Regions from separate parts of the Homo sapiens genome. Here region 2 is linked to region 1. The links are chromatin contacts, found by Hi-C or POLR2A ChIA-PET in ENCODE. All regions are on one chromosome and are shown on one strand. Each heading gives the region's core, a stretch centred on a gene start or an enhancer-like site at or near the end of the contact. The rest is flanking DNA. Distances are from core to core; before and after follow the strand shown. Region 1 overlaps CCN2-AS1 (CCN2 antisense RNA 1). Region 2 holds the start of LINC01013 (long intergenic non-protein coding RNA 1013).

What was found. Hi-C counts contacts between places; a loop is a spot of excess contacts on that map. ChIA-PET counts read pairs that join two places held with the same protein, here RNA polymerase II (POLR2A). Pooled maps may share reads with other maps.
Region 2: a loop to region 1 is called in a map of endothelial cell of umbilical vein, with 6 times the contacts of the local background. The contact joins the promoter of LINC01013 here to the enhancer-like site in region 1. A Hi-C loop is called at or near these places in 1 of 168 maps with a recorded cell type or tissue (endothelial cell of umbilical vein) and 5 of 50 pooled maps. POLR2A ChIA-PET finds 5 or more read pairs at or near these places in 3 of 52 experiments (AG04450, H1 and endothelial cell of umbilical vein).

What each region holds. Positions count from the first base shown.
Region 1 is chr6:131,977,755-131,984,266 of GRCh38, forward strand. All of the region lies in intron 2 of CCN2-AS1 (CCN2 antisense RNA 1), which reads left to right. Among named protein-coding and RNA genes, the nearest start is that of CCN2, 30 kb to the left of the region's middle. Within about 2 kb of position 3,462, at least 4 of the 41 ENCODE cell types and tissues checked have a DNase peak (open chromatin) inside an H3K27ac peak, as active enhancers do; they include endothelial cell of umbilical vein, where a contact is called at or near this core.
Region 2 is chr6:132,129,612-132,136,123 of GRCh38, forward strand. It overlaps LINC01013 (long intergenic non-protein coding RNA 1013), which reads left to right and starts at 2,961. Exons shown (of 6, transcript NR_187602.1): 1 at 2,961-3,100; 2 at 4,661-4,872. RefSeq lists enhancers at 2,326-3,525, 3,294-3,795.

The DNA of each region.
Region 1 (6,512 bases), core at 2,212-4,711:
TAAGACTTTACACAGCCCAGTGATTCTGATGTTATTTCTGTACCTGATCCCATCAGACTAATTACTTAGGTTTACTCTTCTCAAGTTTTGTAGCTTAGTTTTGTCCTGTACATATGTGCTTCACTTACTCTTCTGCCCTCTTCCTTCTGAGCCCCCAGTAAGTCACCCATTTGAATTGGGGAGCTGGTCAACCTTGATACCTTGCAGAAGCTCAAAAAGTATTCTTAGAAAGATTGAGTGAAGGTACCAGGTATTTCAGGGGACCTTTCAGCAGAGCTCTTCAATCTAACTAGAATCTTGAATGCCCAATAAGAATACATGGGAACAGGAATAATAGTGCTACAAGTAATACAATGATAATAATCATAATACCAATGTTGCCTGGGTGCTTACTATACGCCTAGTACTGGGCCAAGTGCTTTGAATGTACTGCCTCATATAATCCTTGCAAAATTACTGTGTGATTATTAACATTATTGGATAAATAAAAGGACACAGAGAGGTTACGTAATTTTCTCAAAGTCACTTAGTGACAGAACTGAGATCCCACCACCTTGTAATCTGCTGAACATATTACATGATTAAAAACGAACAGGGAAGTTTTTATTTTGGGTAAATCTGAATTAAATCAACCATAAAAATGTCTTCTTTGTTTCAGATTACAGATGGGTCATCAACTAATACACTTGAAAGCTTAGAATCAGAGCTAACCTGGACAAACCAAACTTTTATTGAAAGCAAGCCATCGATATTTTGGTTCAACTCCTCATTCACAGATCTCCCTCTCAGAGCAATTGGATGATTAATGAATTAATTCTTTCATTTTTTCTACAAATATTTATCAAAACCTGACGGTGAATAGCACTGTCTCTAAAAATTCCTTCCTTTTAGGGGAAGGAGAGCATTCCTCGTGGCCCTGCTTGAGGCCAGATGTTTACCCCAGGGATTGGGAAAAGACAGAAGAGCCAGGAAGGGTGCAAGGTACAGGCTGAGGAACCTTTCACTGTTGTAAGTTATGTCTGTGTCTGTGTCTTTCTCTGCTGCTGCCTTTGTGCTAAGTATGCTACCTGACACACGGTAGTTGCTTCATAAAAAGGGTCAAATTAAATGAAAGCAACAGCTCTCTTGGATGTTCTTGTTTTTCCTTAACCATTCTGGAATTTTACTTATTAAGCTTGTTGACTGGAATAATTGGATATATTGGCTTATTATAAAGTTTCCTGTATTAGATTAAACATGATTAACTTTCAGTTTCTGCCCTTTATTTTTCTTTAACCAAAAATAACCTCATTAATCCCCAGATATCATAATTTTTAGTATTGTGTTTTGGACTTAGATCTGTATCTCTCTATTTCACTCCCAAGGTACAGAGAGCAATGCGATAGAAAAACTGCTTACATGTGAGTAAATATTACGTTGAGCCGTATGAAATTCATATTTGAAAGTTTTTAACCTTTAGTAAAAAGATTCTTTAGGTTAAACTTAATGGATTGTTGTGTGTGTGTGTGTTTGTGTTTTTTTTTTTCTTGAGAAGAAGTCTCGCTCTGTCACCCAGGCTGGTGTGCAGTGGCATGATCTTGGCTCACTGCAACCTCTGCCTCCCAGGTTCAAGCGATTCTCCTGCCTCAGCCTCCTGAGTAGCTGGGACTACAGGTGCCCGCCCCATGCCCGGCTAATTTTTGTATTTTTAGTAGAGATGGGGTTTCACCATATTGGCCAGGCTGGTCTTGAACTCCTGACCTTGTGATCCACCTGCCTCAGCCTCTCAAAGTGCTGGGATTACAGGCATGAGCCACCACACCCGGCCATGTGTGTGTGTGTTTTAATAAAACATCTACAATGTCTACAAAAGAATACACATTTCTCTCTTTTTAGAGACAGAGTCTTGCTCTGTTGCCCAGGTAGAGTGCAGTGGTGCAGTCATAGATCACTGCAGCCTTGACCTCCTGAGCACAAGTGATCCTCTTGCCTCAGCCTCTTGAGTAGCTAAGACTACAGGCATGCACACCATGCCCGGCCTATTTTTTATTTTTATTTTTTGTAGAGATGAGGTCTTGCTATGTTGTCCAGGCTGGTCCCATATTCCTGGCCTCAAGTGAACCTCCAACCTCAGCCTCCCAAAGTGCTGGGATTACAAGCACAGGCCACTGTGCCCGGCAGAATAAACGTTTCTCTACAAACATTTCCATGATACACTCCAGGATGGAGAATAATGTCTGACCATAATGAATGATATTTGTGTTTTTCCATTTCTTTATCAATTTCTTCCCATCTGGATGTTCTGCGTCACAAAACCTTGCTTTCCTAGCTCCAACTATAATGTGCATATGTGCTGGATAATTTATCTCATATTCTTTGAGGCTTTGTGAGTATTATTAGAATGAGAGGAAACCATGGGTTCTTGTTTCATTGCTTTAACAAAAATTTACTGAGTGCCAACAAAAACAATATCTACCTCATGAACAAAAACCAAAAGACACAGCCCTTGCCTCCTTGGAATGTATTTGTTATGGTTTGTATTGCTTATATCAAATAGCTTTGTAAGTACTGCCATGCATCACTTTAGCAAGGGAGATACATTCCGAGAAATGAATCATTAGGCAATTTTGTCATTGTGAGAACATCATAATGTTTTTACTTAGATGCTATAGCCAACTACACACCTAAGCTACACAGTATAGCCTTTGCTCCTAGGCTGTAAACCTGCACAGCATGTTACTGTATTGAATACTGCAGGCAATTTTAACACAATGATAAGTATCTGTGTATCTAAACATAAAAAAGGTACAGTAAAAATACAGTATAAAAGCTTCACTATAATCTTATGAGACCACTGTCACATATATGGTCTATCATTGATCAAAACATACTCATGTGACACATGGTTGTAAGTGTAAAATTATAGCTGTGATGGGTGCTTTGAAGGAGAATGCATGATATTATATTTATGAGTATTAGTGGGAATTGATCAAATACATGAGGTCAGGGAGGGTCTTTCTGAGGTAGCGAAGGCTGAGCCAAGGTTAAGTGCAGCTGTTAACCTGATGAAAGGGGTCGAGCAGTAGGGATATGAAGCGATGCAATTCAGTTCAGTTCAGTGAACGTTTATAGAGTGCCTACCATGTGCCAGACACGATGCTTAGATGCTGGGAAATAAAATATGAATAAGACATGGTCTTTGCCCCCAGTAAATAGCTCACTATACAAAGGTTTCCTTGTCATTTAATTTATAAATTAGGAGAGCCACTCTTTATGTATTTATTTTGCTTCTGTGTAATTTGAGTTTTGTTTTCTCAGGATTGCCTCACTGAAGCAAGTCCTAAATCAAATACAGTCTTTGTCATGGAGTCAAAGTTTCACAAACAAACACGCATAGTTTGCTAGATTAAAGTCCAATAACGCTATTCTAGGCTTTACCATCAACTGAATGTGGTCCCACAGCATAGATCATGCCTGTTTCAGTCTGCCAACAGCGTGGCTCCAGGAAGGAAGCCTGACTGCTGCAGAACAAGAAATGCATTATGACTTTATCTTTTTTCTAAACCATTAGCTGAAATTACTAAATTATTAACCCAGCCATATAAATGAATTATAAACATAGCATATGTGCATTTGATTAATCTGTTTTTCATGTCAAGTGTTATACAGACCTGGGGTACAAACTCATGGGGATACTTAAGTAACACACAGATGAAGTATAAAGGGTGTAAACCAAGGGAGAGGCAGGAAGTGTGGCAAAATGGTGATTGCCAAAACAGCAAAAGAAAAACAAAGAAACCAAACAATGCACACCACAGCCAGATTTTTGCCCCAGCCTATAGGGCACCTCTCCATTCTCTGCACCCACCTAAAGCACATTCTAGAACGGTCATTATTACTCCCACCTTTGGTCTAGGCCCCTTCGTTATCTTTCTGATTCTGGCATTCTTCGCTTATTCTAGAATTTACTAACTTTTGGCCTGCTTGGTTCTTGCTGTGATCTTGGTGGAGAACTTGCCTTGGGCTAGTTCTGAGCTACAGATCCTCCACTCCTTTGCTTTGCCTTGTCTGGACCTCTGCACCACCATGCTTCAGAACCCCAAGACCCTGCTCTGACCACCACGCTGCTGGGCCTGCTCCTTTTGCTAGGATGGACAGACCTCCAGGAAGGGATGGATGAGAAGGCCAGTGACACCTAGATCTGTGTCTCTGTCCTGCTGTCTCATTTCATTATTTTCTAAGTTTTCACTCTTCTTTGCAGGGACTCACAAATTTCCTTTATAGGTTAGTATCAATGTATTATACTATTAAGGCTCTTGTCCTGGCCTCAAATCCTAAACAGCTTTTCTTTTTCTCATGTGTTTGTTTATTTATTTATTTTAGGAGGTGTACTTCATCTTTGGGACTTATTTATTAGGGGACAAGTAATATTTCCAGGTTACAGAAGAGGGCATTTCCATATTGCAACGTTAAGGGCCTTGTCCATCCTCATTTATTATGGAGCAATCAAGTAAAAAAGAATAATAGCTCCCAAATTTGGTTTCTTATTTGCGTATGCACAATCAATATTGTACAGATCCTATAACTATATTAACCAAATGGTTGAGCATTAGTGGTTTAAGTTAATAAAGTAAGAAGTTTAAAGACTCTTTTTTAAGAAATTAAGTTAGAGGAAGCATTAAGTGGCCTTTTGGAAGATGCAAAATATACCCCTATATTCACAATCTATAAAACTTTTGAGACTTAACTTTTGAGACTTCAGTGTGTTGTGTTTTTAGCAATTCCACACTCTTCCCATGAAGCGTTATTATTATCAACGCTGTTGAAGGTAGCTGTGATTTTTGCCTAAAATCTCTAAGTGAAGGTTATGAATAGCATTGTCAGACTCCCTGGCAAGTTGTTTGTGCATCTCATTTCCAGATTATTCTGTAAAAAGGAATTTACATGAATACCATTTTATCCATTAAGTAACTGTTTCTGCTTAATTTTTTTCTGGAAATATTTTAAACAATATACTCCAGTAATGAGCTAGCCTAAGATATTCTTGTGTTATTTTGGAGCCAGTTGCTAGTGACTCATAGCACACTGGGCATCCAAGCTATGGTTAACTGGTGGTCAAGTTAGGAAATTTTGTTCCCATTAACTCTTTCTTAGCCCAGGACATCTCTCCACTCAACTTTTATTCTTTTGATTCATCACACTCATAGTCTCTGCTTGGTGTTTTCAGACCAAAAGTAGAAGCAATGACATGCCATAAGAAGTATTGTTTCTGTTGCATTTCCAGCTTAGCCAAAACAGGAAATACAGGCCATTTTGTGGGAAAGCCCAATTTTGAAATATTTCCAACCCAAAAGGTTTGGATCAACTTTGGGTGAATGTCTGAACTTTTGGCTTCTTACTCACAATAAACCTTCTAACTTCAGGATTTTAGCACAATACTTACTTATACGATGATGTCAGCCGTATTTGGATTATGCTGACACATCAATCAGTTTACTTTTAAACCATTTTTACTTAATATGAGGATGAACTTGTAGCCAAAAAAAGATGCATAAAATTGTGTGAATCATAAGAAAGAATGCCTAATAGTGGAAAGAGCCATGATTTTCATAGTTTCAGGACTTTACTTATTTATTGTATAGTTTATTTAAAATGGGTCTTGTCTTAGTCCATTTCTGTTGCTTATTACAGAGTATCTGAAACTGGGTAATTTAAAAAGAAAAGGAATTTATTTCTTACAGTTGTGAAGGCTGACAAATCTAAGGTCAAGGGACTACATCTGGTTAGGTTCTTTGTACTGCAGAATCCTGAGATGGCACAGGGCACCATGGCAAAGGGGCTGAGTGTGCTAGCTCAGATATCTCTTCTTCTTCTAATAAAGGCATGGTCCCACTCCCATGAGTGGGGACCATGGGACTAATAGTAGCTCATTAGTCTACTAACCCATTAATCCATTAGTCCATGAATGGATCACTCCCTTCATGAGAGCTCTGCCAATCTCTTATTAAAGGGCCCACCTTTGATACTGCCACATTGGGAATTAGGTTTCAACATGAGTTTCAGAAGGGACAAACATTCAAACCATAGCAAGTCTATTATCATAAGGCTTTACTCATTAAATGAATGTTTGATGAAGAGATTTACTATCTAAAATAAATCCAGAAGCAGAAATTCTGGGTTAGGTAAAATAGCCTGATGACTCTTTTGGTAGGGAATATCAGGACCTGCCAAAAAATGAATTTAAATTACATTGCATCCTAAAAATTATTCAGCTGACTTTTCGTAATCCTGGGAGACAGAGGGAATTTAAACTTAGAACTTCATGTAGACTATGTGTATTTTATAGATTCATCAAGGTAAAAATCTAATTGACTGCATTAGCCAGAGAAGCCAGATAAGGTAACATTAATTGTACTCCAGGCAAGTAGAGTAGCCTTGGGCAATTTGTTGTGTTATTTTCCAACATCAGTGAGGAACTTAATCTTTTTGTTCTCTCCCGTATTTTGTGACTATGTAGATTGGCCATAGTGAAC
Region 2 (6,512 bases), core at 1,711-4,210, 150 kb after region 1:
AAACCCCGTCTCTACTAAAAAGACAAAAATTAACCGGGCGTAGTGGTGGACACCTGTAATCCCAGATACTCAGGAGGCTGAGGCAGAGAATTTCTTGAACCCAGGAGGCAGAGGTTGCAGTGAGCTGAGATCACACCACTGCACTCCAGCCTGGGTGACAGAGTGAGACTATGTTTCAAAAAAAAAAAAAGAATTTTCTTACATTCAGCAGGCCCTTGGTATCAGCAGGGTGGGGATAAGGGTGAGGTTTGAGGAAGGGATTGGTTCTAAGACACAGATTGTTCAAGTTCCTTGTATAAATGTAGTATTTGCATGTAAGGTACACGCATCCTCCCTATATTTTAAATCGCCTCTAGATTACTTATAATACCTAATACAATGTAAATGGCATGTAAATGGCTATCTTATTTTTTTAATTGTATTATTTTTTATTGTTGTATTATTGTTTTCAAAAATATTTTCAATGCAAGGTTAATTGAATCTGCTAGTGTGGAACTGCGGATATGGAGAACTGACTGTATTTAATATGCAAGCAAAGAGTATGCAATCTGCAGCTATTTTGCTCACTTATGTTCTTTCCTAGACCATGTAGATACGATAGTTTGAGATTAGTGTCTTAGACCCATAAAGAAAAGCATCTGGACAAATATTTGGATTTATTTTAGTGGTTGAAACACACGATTGAAGAAGCTTGGAGACCACAGTCTTGGTAACCCAGAGGGGATCTGGGAGCTCATCACATCCAAACCTTCATTTTAGCAATAAAGCATCTGAAGCTTCCCCCACATCCTAGGAGAAATGATCTGGTCAAAAGCACAGTGTGTCAGCAGCCAAGGCCAACTCTCTAATTCCCACTCCAGGGGTGTTGAGAAAATGAGACCAATAGAGTGATAAAGAATTCCCCTGAAATAGCTGGGCAACTTGTAGGAACCTGTCAAACTTCTTCCTCCAGCGTAGCACAAATTTTAATTGGTGGTACCTAGAACAGTTTCCATTTTTGTGAAAAATGGCATCTGATCAATTTCCTCACTTCCAGTAGAGGCCGCCTGCTGTGGCTGCATTTCTACTGGCCAGTTCTCATTGGCCAGCATCTGCCTTCTTTTCCTGTGGAAATAGAACTTACGGGCAGGAGAAAGGACATATTTGGTAATGTTACGCTCCTCAGCTTCCTGCTCCGGCTGTCTCAGCTGCAAAATGTCAAGGGAAAAAATATCCCTCCAACTTGGAAGGAATTCCAGACAGACCCTGATGCCTGCAAATTTGTCAGAGGGAGCCAAGTCCAGAAAAGCAGAACATGAAGAAGGTTCATTATTTGACTTCAAGAGACATTCAAATAATCAGACACTCTGGTATTTATGATTTTCCCCATTTCAGATGGTCTGTAGTTCACAACATTCCCCTCCCTTTACCGCTGATTCTGAGCTTCCTTTTACGTTAAACCTCAACAGTTATAAAAAGACTCTCACATTACTTGTAAGCCACAGGCACTACTAGGAGACACTGTGTTCACACAGGGCTGTTTAGGGCTGGGGAAGGGCAGCTCTTTTTGATTATTAGTCTGGGGAGGCCAGGCCAGGAAGTCAGGCTCACTTCACCCTGACCACGCCACCGGAGTCCTCATGTAGCTCCCAAGTCTGTGCCAACGCTTCCTGCCACTCACAGCACCAAATGCGATGATCTTTACTAAAAAGCACTTATTTCCGTTGGCTTTCTTATTCATTTAGGCTTTTCTTTTCCTGGGGGGCAGTGGCGGGTGGAATAGCCAGTTTATCCTGACTTCCACATTGTGAATATTCCACCAGGACTGTTTATAAAGTTGAGTTTGGGGGGATCTTCATCTTTCTCCTGGCATTCAATGCATTTTCTGTCTCCTTTAGAACTGTTGCCACATGCTGGCAAAAAGATAAGGAAACTGAATTTGTAATCCAAACCTCGTTAAATTGCTGCACACACATTTTCCCTTCTACTTCTTGCTGTCTGTTTCTAAATGCCATGCTATCTGTTTGTACTCAGTCACCTGAAATCCTTATTTGGGTTCTCCAACAGGCACGAAGGCATCCAAATATCAATTTTAGTAATGGGTGGAAATGCCCACATGAGGAGTGGGATGTTCAGTCTTAACATGTGGTCTCTATGAATAAGGGTCTTCATTTTTTCTTTTCCTAAACGGTCCAGCTCCTCTACGCTGGTTTTGCTCCTCAACAGTCCAAGGTTTGTGCTACTTCCATGGTGATCATCTGTTAGGTCATAAACATTAGATTGTGGCATCACTGAATGAGTCAGTTGGGAGGAAGCTGGGCTGGAAATACAGCTGAGAGCCTCTGTTGACAGATGGATGCCTTCTTAATCACAGCCTGTGTGGGTAAAGGGAAAGCCTTGCCTGGCCAACCCCTCCCACTCCCACCCCCACCTCCTGCATTGATTCACAAACCTGGACTGCTCTGGAGGAGGCTGGGAAAGTCCATCCCCAGGGAATACCACTTTTTTCCTCTTCTGTGCCTCTCACAGGACACCCACATGACTAGGAGGAGGCAGAAAGTGAATAGGGAGCTCTTATTACTTTTTGAGTGTCAGCAAGGTAAACCTGCTTTCATTTGCTTTTCCAAATCCTAAACGTTTCCCTCTTAAACTGTTGATATTGTTAGCATTGTTCGTTTCTCAGTGTGTGTCCATCTGCCTTGTCTGTAAAATGGGCATAATAAGAGCTCACCTTTCAGAAAGCAGTGGGTAGGGCTAGATGGTATAATTATGTTCCCTTTCATCAGTTTTCCCTATCTCTACTAAGCACCAGGTGCTATTGGAAAAATTACCTTTTTATCAGATTTTTAAAATACAGTTGCCTGAGCACATATTTAATTTTAGAAGAAATAGTTTAATAGTTCTAAATGTGGGGTTTCAGAGAGCCCTATGTCAAGAGCCGCTGTACACTAGGTTGCTAGGAGACTGGACAGCCAAAGAAACAATGCCCTTTCCTGTGACCACTATCAAGAACTGCTCAGGATTCCTGCCAGCCTGTTAGCCTTTATCGTTCAGTCATTTTAGACCTCAAAAAGAACATTCCATCAAGGGATCAGGTTCTATCATCTCACTGGAATGCAATGTAAGACCCCAGAAACTCTAGTACAAACAAATTTACTATGGCTCAGATTAATAATAGATAGCACTTGAATGTGTGCCCCAGTTGTGCTCCCTCTCTGCTAAGGATAGGACAAATGAAAATAAATTGCAAATTCAGCAGGGAGATTCAGACCAAACATAAGGAAGAACTTCTGCCATTAAGGACATAGAAGTTGTGAAGTTTGCCCCTTGGGAAGAGTTGTTTAGATTAGCCTGAAAGAGCGTATTTGAAGGATGAAGATGCAGCCCTCACTGGCAATGGAGGACAAGGTGATATGATTTCCTAGGTTTTCTTCAAGACCCAAGATTCTCCTAGTTGTGGAAAAGTGACTCTGTGCATTACTCACCACTATTAAGATTGTTATTCATGATCAGGCCTGAGTGAAAGCCCGGCTACTCTTACATAACAAAGGCAGATTCTCAGTGTTGGAAGATAACTGAGGAGCCATTCATTTCATCCCTCTTCTTTCACCAGTGAAAAATCGGAGACACAAAGCATTCATTGCCACATGGCCAGCAGAAGAGCTGGGCCTAGGACCAGGACCCCTCAGGCTCTCTGTGCTGTGTGCTGTACTACACCATATTTTCACTAATAATATAGGTCTATTTAAAACATAGCTTCATCTCTGGACCACTGCAGATTTTACATTCTAAAAATGCTTTTATAAGAATTCTGTTTATGACATGAGCAGCACTGAAGCAGAAATCTGAGGAACTCTGGGGATTGGTGTGGCTAAAGATCACAATTTACAAGAATAGTTTAGGCAAAGCACAAAAGAGGAAATGTTATTTATATGAGCTCATTTCTACTCACCAAAACATTTAAAAATTAAACTCAAGACCCAACAACTTTTTCCTTTTCTTAGCCCAACATGAGAGGCTTACACATGTACCCCTTTTCCCCAAACTTGTGAACTTGTCTGATATGTAGTCTCAAGTTTATAAGCTTCCCTTAGAAAAAGTTCTATTTCATTTCTACAAATCATACTTCTCTCATTTTATAATCCTTGAAATGGATAGTGCTGCCTCATCTTAGATGAGGCATTCAACAGTTTTAATTTCTAAGTTATAAATTATTATTTCTTCTTCTTTTTTAAACGTCTTAGAGACAAATCTGTCTATTTCACATAGGAAGCCAGTTGAGTTGTTCCTCACGCTTTCCCCACGAAGCTGCATCTGAAGGACTTCCTCACCCCCCCGCTGTGATCACAAGTTATGCCTCACAGATTCATTTCCTTATGAATGACTTCAGGAAGCCAGCATTTTTAATAAATAGGAAGTAAATTATATTTAATGACTAAATTCTCACCTAAAGTTGATACTAATATTACAATAACTCTCTTGTGCCCTATTTTGGTGTTTTAAACTTCTTTGCTGTACATTTAAGAAAATCAGAATTTCAGTAGACTCCTCGTGCAGTCTGAGGAGGCAGTTTCCTATCTGGTTTGACTTAAGGGGCTGCAGAAGACATTCTTATCCCACATATTTCTTCTGCTGATCAGTCAGCAACTGAAATTCCAACTAATGGATTCCATTCTTCCAGTTAAGACATCATCTCCAGAAAACTGTGCTAGTTGGCATCCAGCAGTGCCCAAGTATTATTTAACCCACTAGAACCTGTGACTGCATCAGCTTTATATCCTGGACCTCAGCCTGGAACAAAGGAGAGCTACACTTGGATACTAAACACAAGTGGTCTGGATAGATTATGCTGGGAAAAGAAGCCTGGAGCAGGCAGTACAGTGGGAGAACAAGGTAAGAATCAGGTAAAAGTTGCTATCACTGAATCACAGCTTTCTCTTTACTTGTTTTGGGGGACTGTATTTATATTACTTGTCTCTCAAGCATCCTTAATATATTTATTTACTTTCTCAAAAGTCTTTACTGTCATTAATCTATTTGGATTTTCAAACTGAGTCAGAAGCATACATTATGATATCATTAACTTGAGGATATGCTGGAACCAAAATGTCCTTCTAGAATAAATGTGTATTGGAGTAAGTAAAAAACTTAAGGGGAAAAACAGGAGAGCTACTACTCAACTTTTATGGTGGTTTACATGTGTTAGGTGAGGCAAAAAAGAGGTAGAACATAAAAGAAAAGGAAATTTAGGTCATTTTTTAGGCTAAGAAAAATCAAGTTGGGGGAATTCAAGGACTGGAAACACCAGTACAAAGCTAAAGATACACTTTAATTCCAGAGATGGTGTCTTAGAAAATATAGTAGTCATTATAGAGACAGGCTGTTGAGTGATGACAATGCTAGGGCCATAGGAATGTTCCTGAAGAAATCAACATCCTTTATCTTACTATCGTTGGAGAGGTAGACTCTGATTGTATGGCACTTTTTTTTGATACTACTAGAAAATTATGCAAGACATCTCACAGAACAGAATCAGACTTGCAGCCCATGATAAAACAGAAGACTGTCTGTAACATCAAAGAAATACAGAAGATTTTATGGCTTGCTGTTTGTTTACCTATAAGGGAAATGCCCGAATGCCTAAAGTATATATTACATGTAGTTTGGCTGCACTTGAGGAAAAACTTGGATTTCTAACTTTTATCAAACAAAGAACGCATTGTCCCTGGTCCATATTGATTGGTGAAACACAGAAATTTTCCATTTATTATTCACTTTATTATTGCATTTATTTATTTTTGCCTACCATTTCTTTTTAAATTTCATTACACCTGTTTTCATGCATGCAGTGAAATCACTCCTTATACTTGGGGGAAAATGACAAGAAACGACAGCCACGGAATCTTCCTCTGGATATGAGAACAAAAATAGCTGTCAGAATAAATAGTGGCCACACCCATGTCACTTCTTCATGAGGTGACTTGGTGACTTCACAAGATAGGCCCCACCCCACCCATATGAAATGAGCACCATCTGGGCTGACCTCCTCTTTCGGGGTCTGTAATTACTGTACAAAGATGCAGGTGCGTCTATGAAAGCGAACTTTGTCGAGATCTCAGTGACACACTCTGCTTTTCCAAATTGCCTCAATTGGCAGTGAATATTAGAAAGAGTCATGGAATGTCTCTGGAAAGATACATAGGAGAACTAGTGACATTGGATCCTTGTGGGTAGGGAGACACTGTGTAAGTGCATCAAAGAGGCTGACTTTTCACTGTGCACACTCCTTCAGACCACTGGAAATTCGGAATTGTATACGGTGTGCATGTATTACCTCCTTAAAACTAGCTAGCTACCTATCTACCTACCTACCTACCCACCCACCTACCTTCCTACCTGGCTAATTCATTAGCTAAGTAAATTAATAAGGTGTTAAAAAAAAAGAAAAGCCAAATAACTGGAAACACTGAGATCTTCCTCTGTTGCTATTTAGCTAACTGTTCAATTTAACTCTTAAATAAGTTATTTCCTCC